2 separate regions of the Homo sapiens genome follow, and region 2 is linked to region 1. A link is a contact called in ENCODE Hi-C data. All regions are on one chromosome and are shown on one strand. Each heading gives the region's core, a stretch centred on a gene start or an enhancer-like site at or near the end of the contact. The rest is flanking DNA. Distances are from core to core; before and after follow the strand shown.

Region 1 (3,451 bases), core at 332-2,831:
GTCCCTCTGGGCAGAGTCCTGGGCTCATCCTTCCCCAGGGGACTCCAGACAGGCTTGGAAACACCTTCTGGATTGGAAGGAAGAAAGCTTAGCCGGGGAGGCCGGGAGGCCTGGCTGTGAGTTCCAACTTCCGCAGTTCTCAGCAACACTCATATTTAGAACGAGGGGGTTGGATGAAGTTACAGTTTGCATCCTGCCCTCCCATCTCGGATTTTTTTTAAGTCTGTGAAAGATGGAGTGAGAGAAAAGAGTCCCCCAGGTGAGGCAGCTCCTCTCCCTGATTGATACAGGGCTGTCATGGGCTATGACACGTGGGCCAACTCCATGAAGTTGGTCTGCAAAGAACAAAGATGAGATCTTTGGTGTTGACAAGAGAACAGAAGTCCCCAGGAAAAGAGCTAAAGTTACTAAACTAAGAAACAATGAAAGCCTTTCGGTGCTTCACTTGGCAAAATTTCAGGCCAGATTCTTATTTTGGGGAGCCTCGTATTCTGGTGGCACTGAACAGGCTCAGGTGTCAGGAATGAGTTATTTAGAAACTGTGGCTAAGCTCAGAAAAGACTGTGAGGTTTTGCCTCAACATGAAAAGAGGAACTTGAGTTAAAATAGGCAGAGATCAATAACTGCTAAAGCTTCCCCGAAGGGCTCTGAGTCTGCTTAATTGGGCATGAGTGTGCACTTGGTCCTCAGTGGACGTCTGCTGTCATTTACTCTTGGAGGTAGATTTTCGAAGGTGAGTCCACCTGGGAGAATCCTATGAGAATTCCCCTTTAATTCACCTTGAAGGAAAACCTCTTCAGACCACCTAGGTCCACAGCTCCCTGTACCATGTCAGCTACTGCGGAGGTCACAGATCTAGTGCCGGGGTCAGGAGCAGAGAAGTCCAGCAGAGCCGCCCATCTTCTCTGAAAGCTGCCCGCCCACTGTCCTGGCTAAGCGGAGACCTTAAGGAGGCACGCTGCCCCCACGACTCTGTCCCCATCTCTGAGAGGCAGAGGGGGGTACCTGCTCCAAGACAGCCGATTCATACACAGACTGGCAGCCCCTGAGTGGCTCATGCGGAGAAAGCCGTGGAGGCTGAGCCATCAGACTCCTTCTTAGGACTGGGGACTGAGAAGGGAGGCTGCTGGCTGGGAAGAGCGGCCCCACAGAGAAGAGCTGATCCATGGGAGAAGCTGCGTGCAGACCCCATGCTCTTCTGGTTCCAAGGCCCTAGGGCGGCCTTCTCCTTCCTGGCTCTGCACATCTCCACAAAGGCTGCCCACCCCTTACCCCTTACAGAGTCAGCCAAGGCGAGTTTCTGTTCCCTGCACCACCACCACCCCCTGCCCAGTAGCCTGATGAGGCCCCGGATTTCATCAGCAGTTCCCAGGGTCACAAGATGTCACAGTAGCAAGAGTATGATGGTGACAGAGAGGGGCAAACCGGAGACGCAGTCTACACATTTACAGGCGGCGGGTGCCGACTCTACTAGAAGCCACAGAGTCATGTCTTTTCCAGTCATACTTAAAGTTTTCTTCACTTTGAAGGAAGAGAAGAAACCACAAAGGGAAAAAAGATCAAAAGCATCGACCAACTTTTAACTTAAGAGAGTTTGCCGACTCCTCTCAGCAAACCACCTATCACAGATGCCAACTCTGCCAGAAAAGCTCATGCCCTCCTAGACTTGAAAAAAATGGTAGAGGTCATTGAGGCCAACTGCCTGCCCCAGACAGGGCTCCCCTCCGCTGCTCACATCCCACACATGGTGAAGAGCCCCTGTCAGAGACAGACATTCCCATGGCAAATAGCTGCCAAGCGCTGGAAAGGACCTTCTCGTACTAGGTGTGCCAACATCTGCTCCTGGTGACTGCTAAGAACCAGGCCAAACCTGCGGGCGCCCTAGGCCAGTGGAAAGCCTTCAGCAGATGTGCCTTAGAGGCTGCAGTGGACTCAGGGGCAGGAGGATGAGGCAGCCGGCAGCAATGCCAGCCTAACTACGCAGGGAGTGGTTCTGCTTGAGCCTAAACTCGCATCTCCTAAGGAGGCCTCGCAGCAAATGCCCCTGGACCGGGCTGCATCACACATGCCCCTTGGGCCTCTCTCAATCACATCGCTCCTCGAAGCAATTCCTTCCATCCTCATAAGCTGTCTTCCTGAGGGGCGTTCTGCTCACCACGCTCTCCCTCTTGACAACTTCTGGAGGATTTTTGCCTCCAGGGACTTGCCTGTGGTCTCCCCACACCTTGAGTCCAGCTCCCTGTCTACTACTGCATCCTAGTTAGCACAAAATGAATCATTCCCTTCAAGCTTTGAAACTGAAGAGTGTACCCTGCCTCTCCCCTCCCACTTCCACTTTCTTTTCAAACAAACTCCTCCAACGCCGTCATTGCTCTTCCATGACATGATATCCAAACCTTTGTCGACCCCGGCTACTCTGCTTGGGACGTGGATGCACTGCTGTGCCTCTTACTCTAGTCCCTGAGAACTGAGCATCTCTCTCTCTCTCTCTCTGTCACGTGCACACACACACACACACACACACACCCGGGATGTGGAAACTTTGTCTCCTTCCTTCTTGCCACCTCCATGTGCTCTTCATGTAGCCAGATAACAATAGCTTTCCTGGCTTCCACACACTCAGTTGTCACATTTTGTGGCGAAACAAAGGCTTTAGTAAACCGTGCTTAGGGTGGCCTTCCCGGGCTTGGACGGGTGCAGCTGATTTTTGTTTTTAAATTTAACTGCAGCCTGGCGGGGTGGCTCATGCCTATAATCCCAGAACTTTGGGAGGCCGAGGTGGGCAGATCATTCGCTGTCAGGAGTTTAAGACCAGCCTGGCCAACATGGAGAAACCCCATCTGTACCAAAAATACAAAAATCAGCCGGGCATGGTGGCGGGCACCTATAATCCCAGCTACTAGGGAGACTGAGGCAGGGGAATCACTTGAACCTGGGAGGTGGAGGTTGCAGGGAGCCGACATGGCGCCACTGCACTCCAGCCTGGGTGACAAGAGTGAAACTCTGTCTCAAAAATAAAAAATATTAAAAAATGAACTGCAAGTTTTGCACATTTTGACTTTGCTTGGTGAAATCAGATGCAGTGAGCACCAGCCTCGGACAGAACAGAGTTCTACAAATGGAAAGGCACTGTTTTGTGCTAGTCTCGCAGCCCCTCAGAAAACACGGTCTGTTCTCCTGTAAGTTCACCTCCCTTCTCTCCCTCCTGAGCCACTTCCTCTCTCTCCTTTGAGAGACTGAAGACAACAGTCGGCCAAGCCACAGCCCCTCCTTTCCCTTCATCTCTGGACAGTCTGCTTCACCTTCGTTTCCTCTTCACACCTATGGACCACAAATAGCCTGTGGCATGCAACTCCGTCATGTCACAGAGCAGGGTCACTTGGAGGGCCCCAGTTTACCAGCTAAGCCACCCCATGGACACCTGGGAGGAAGCCAGGCTCAGCCAGGCCTT
Region 2 (3,451 bases), core at 385-2,884, 380 kb after region 1:
ACAGTGTAGTAAGTGCTCAACAGGGTATCTGTCAAATAAATGAATGTATGAATGAATAAACAAATGAATGGAAGCACATGGTTCCTTCTCCCTCCCAAACCTCAAGAGTCTCAAATGCTGTCAGGTACCAAAAAGTCATGAAGCCCTCTCCTTTCTGGTGAAGCACTACCATCACCAGTGTATTCCTTGATGTTAAATTTCGAAAGAAACATCATGTGACATTTTTCCAGTTACGTGCCACTTTTAAATACTTTTCTAGTGTCCTCTTCTGTTGTCAACATCTGATGTAAAAGCCAAGTACATATTCCAGTTTGAGCACATCAGAAACTGCTACACCAACTAGTAAAACACGTAAAACCATCAATGAATAAGAGAAAGTATTTGTGTTCTAGGCAAAATGGACAAAATAAGGCCAAAGCTACAAATATTAGAAGGAGCAAAATTAATGTACAGAAAGAATGACAGAATTTTTTTTTCTAATCTAGGAAGTCATTTGATTCTAAAAAGGACATACTATATAAAGAAAGAATACCTTCCCCAGGCACAACATTGGGAATCAAAACTGCCTTAATTCAATGTATGTAGCTCTAGAAAGGAAGCTGTTCACAGCTTCTAGCCCCATACTCAATTTCTTGCAAGTTAAACTGGAATACTTACCTTTCTTACAGAGAGACTACGTGTGTTTAAGTGCTTTGACTTGCAGGAAAACGAAAACAACAAAATAAAAAACACAGTACTAAATAATTAACTGCAAAACAACGTTATTGCTTCCCAAACACGGTCATACGCTCCGCTTCTTTCATGCCCCCATTCCCTGTTCGCTTGATTTATGTTTCAGTCGCAAAACAAGTATTCAGAGTGCTTTTGGAAACTGACACTTAAGGATAATGCCCATTTCAACCTGATGTGAACATTTGGGTCCCCAAGGCTGCCATGGGCTCTAGTTTCCCAGCCTCGGTCCCAAGGTTCCGATCATGGTGGCTGCACCTCGCCTCAGGCCTGGTCCAGACCCAGTACTCTCGCCACGGAAGGAGTCTCCTCCGTCCAGATGCTCTGTGGGGAAGGCAGGAGCGCACCTCCCAGGGACCAGGTGTGGACAGGAGAGCCGGCAGGAGCAGCTGTCTGGCCGCAGCAGCTGTTACCGGGCCACCCCGAGACTGGGCGGGTGTCTGGCGCGGAGAAGCAAGCAGAGGAAGGCGAGCCCTCCAGCTCCGAGCAAGCCGGCCTGACACTGCCCACCCCACAACCCTCCTGCCTTGTTCGGCTCCCCTCGCAATGCCAAGAGGCCCTGGCCTAGGGGCTTCTCGGCTCCTCGCGGCCGTGACGCGCCAGGGCCCTCAGCGCCCCTCGCCCAGGAGGAGGCTCCCTCCGGCCCTGCACCTGACCTGTCCCGTCGCCTGACGGCCCAAGCCGGCCGGAGCGGCCTGTGGGTGTCCATGCGGCCGGGCCAGCTCGGGCAGGAGGAGCAGGGGCGCGAACGCGGACCGGAGACACAGGCGGCCCGGGACGCGGCGGCGGGGCCGGGGCGCGGAGCAGAGCCGGGCAGGGGAGCGACACGGAACGGCTGGTTACCTGCGGTCCGGGACAGGGAGTCTCAGAACCCCAGTCAGTCCTCAGCCTCAACAACACAAGATGGCCGACACGTCGCCACGCACGTCACGTGACCGCGCTCCCGCTCCGCCACGCCCCCTGCTCCGCCCCCGCCCCTTCCCGCTTCCCTCCCCACTCTCCAGTCTCCCACGACATCCTTCCTTTCCGCCACCACCCGCCCCTCTGCCCAGACACGCCCCTGCCCGAGACCCGGATGAAAGGTTGGAAGAGGGCGGGGCCGTGGCAGTGCGCAGGCTCCCGCTGACCCCTTGGCAGCAGCCGGGTACCTGCCCTTGAGTTGAGTGGTGTTGGTGTCCAGGGTTGGGCCCGGACCAGGCACCGTGTGACTCACTGTCCTGTACGCCCAGAGCTCTTTTGCAGTTCAAAAGCCTCTGCATCACTTGCGGGCTGGTTTTCCAAATTAGAACTTTTCCACAGCTTTTAGTCCGGCATTTTTCTTCGCAGTTGCCATCCTAGAGCGAATGGGAAAGCCGCAAAAGCTGAAATTCAAAGCAGTTTCTCTACTTGTTAACAGTTCTGGTAGAACTGGGAATTCATTTCAGAGTGTTGTACTGGGACAGCTGGAAAGGACTTGAGAGCTCTGATTCCTTCCTAGGACATCTGGGGCTATAACCCTTTTACCTAGAGATGAACTATTTTGGAATTGACAGATAAAATACAAGACACCCAGCAATATTTGGGGCACACACTGAAAAATTGTTCGTTGTTTTTCTGAAATTCAAATTTAATTGGGCGTCCTGTGTTTGCTAAATCTAGCAACTCTATCCTTAGGCATCCCATTCTTGCCTGTGTCTCCAACTTCTTCCTTCCTACAGGATCCTTCCTGTCAGCTTTAAAGATTACTTGTGTCTCCCATCTTAAAATGGAATGTTAAAAACTCCAATTCTCATGCCGGGCGCAGTGGCTCACACCTGTAATCTCAGCACTTTGGGAGGCGGAGGTGGGCGGATCACGAGGTCAGGAGATCGAGACCAGACCATCCTGGCTAACACGGTGAAATCCCGTCTCTACTAAAAATACAAAAAAAAATGTAGCCGGGCGTGGTGGCACGCACCTGCAGTCGCAGCTAGTCGGGAGGCTGAGGCAGGAGAATCGCTTGAACTGGGGAGGCAGACGTTGCAGTGAGCCGATATCGCGCCACTGCACTCCAGCCTGGCGACAGAGCAAGACTCCGTCTAAAACAAAAACAAAAACCTCCAATTCTCGGCCGGGCAGTGGCTCACGCCTGTAATCCCAGCACTTTGGGAGGCCGAGGCGGCGGATCACCTGAGGTTGGGAGTTTGAGACCAGCCTGACCAACATGGAGAAACCCCGTCTCTACTAAAAATACAAAATTAGCCGAGCGTGGTGGCGCATGCCTGTAATCCCAGCTACTTGGGTAGCTGAGGCAGGAGAATCGCTTGAACCCGGGATGCTGAGATTGCGGTGAGCCAAGATCGCGCCACTGCACGCCAGCCTGGGCAACAAGAGTGAAAATCCGTCTCGAAAAAAACAAATAAACAAACAAACAATCAAAAACACCAATTCTCCCTCCTGCGACCCTGTTCCCTTTCAAAGCCAAGCTGCACCAAAGAATTGTTTATATGCACTTTCTCCATTTCCACACCTGGCATGCAATCATCAACCACACCGATGTGGCTTCTGTCCTTTCCTATCTGCCTATTGCTTGCCCTAAGAACACCCCATCCTACAGGTTGATAACTGGAGTCTTTCAGTCCTCATCTTGACTTCGTGTTTCCCTGTCTTCAATATGATTGGCCTCTTCCTACTTTCTGAAACACTTTATTTATTTATTTATTTATTTTTGAGACAGTTTCGCTCTTGTTGCCCAGGCTGGAGT

Evidence for each region. A loop is a pair of places that touch in the nucleus more often than their neighbours do. Pooled maps may share reads with other maps.
Region 2: a map of CD4-positive, alpha-beta T cell shows a loop between it and region 1 (2.5-fold over the local background). The contact joins the promoter of GIGYF2 here to the enhancer-like site in region 1. A Hi-C loop is called at or near these places in 3 of 168 maps with a recorded cell type or tissue (CD4-positive, alpha-beta T cell and naive thymus-derived CD4-positive, alpha-beta T cell), 2 of 37 single-sample maps with no recorded cell type and 9 of 50 pooled maps.

The regions. Positions count from the first base shown.
Region 1 is chr2:233,079,506-233,082,956 of GRCh38, reverse strand. The region is part of intron 2 of INPP5D (inositol polyphosphate-5-phosphatase D); the gene reads right to left. Among named protein-coding and RNA genes, the nearest start is that of INPP5D, 21 kb to the right of the region's middle. RefSeq lists enhancers at 504-653, 1,164-1,253. Within about 2 kb of position 1,581, at least 12 of the 41 ENCODE cell types and tissues checked have a DNase peak (open chromatin) inside an H3K27ac peak, as active enhancers do; they include CD4-positive, alpha-beta T cell, where a contact is called at or near this core.
Region 2 is chr2:232,695,514-232,698,964 of GRCh38, reverse strand. It overlaps GIGYF2 (GRB10 interacting GYF protein 2), which reads right to left and starts at 1,634. Exons shown (of 29, transcript NM_001103146.3): 1 at 1,573-1,634. RefSeq lists enhancers at 436-1,130, 1,131-1,827 and silencers at 1,332-1,661, 1,692-1,781.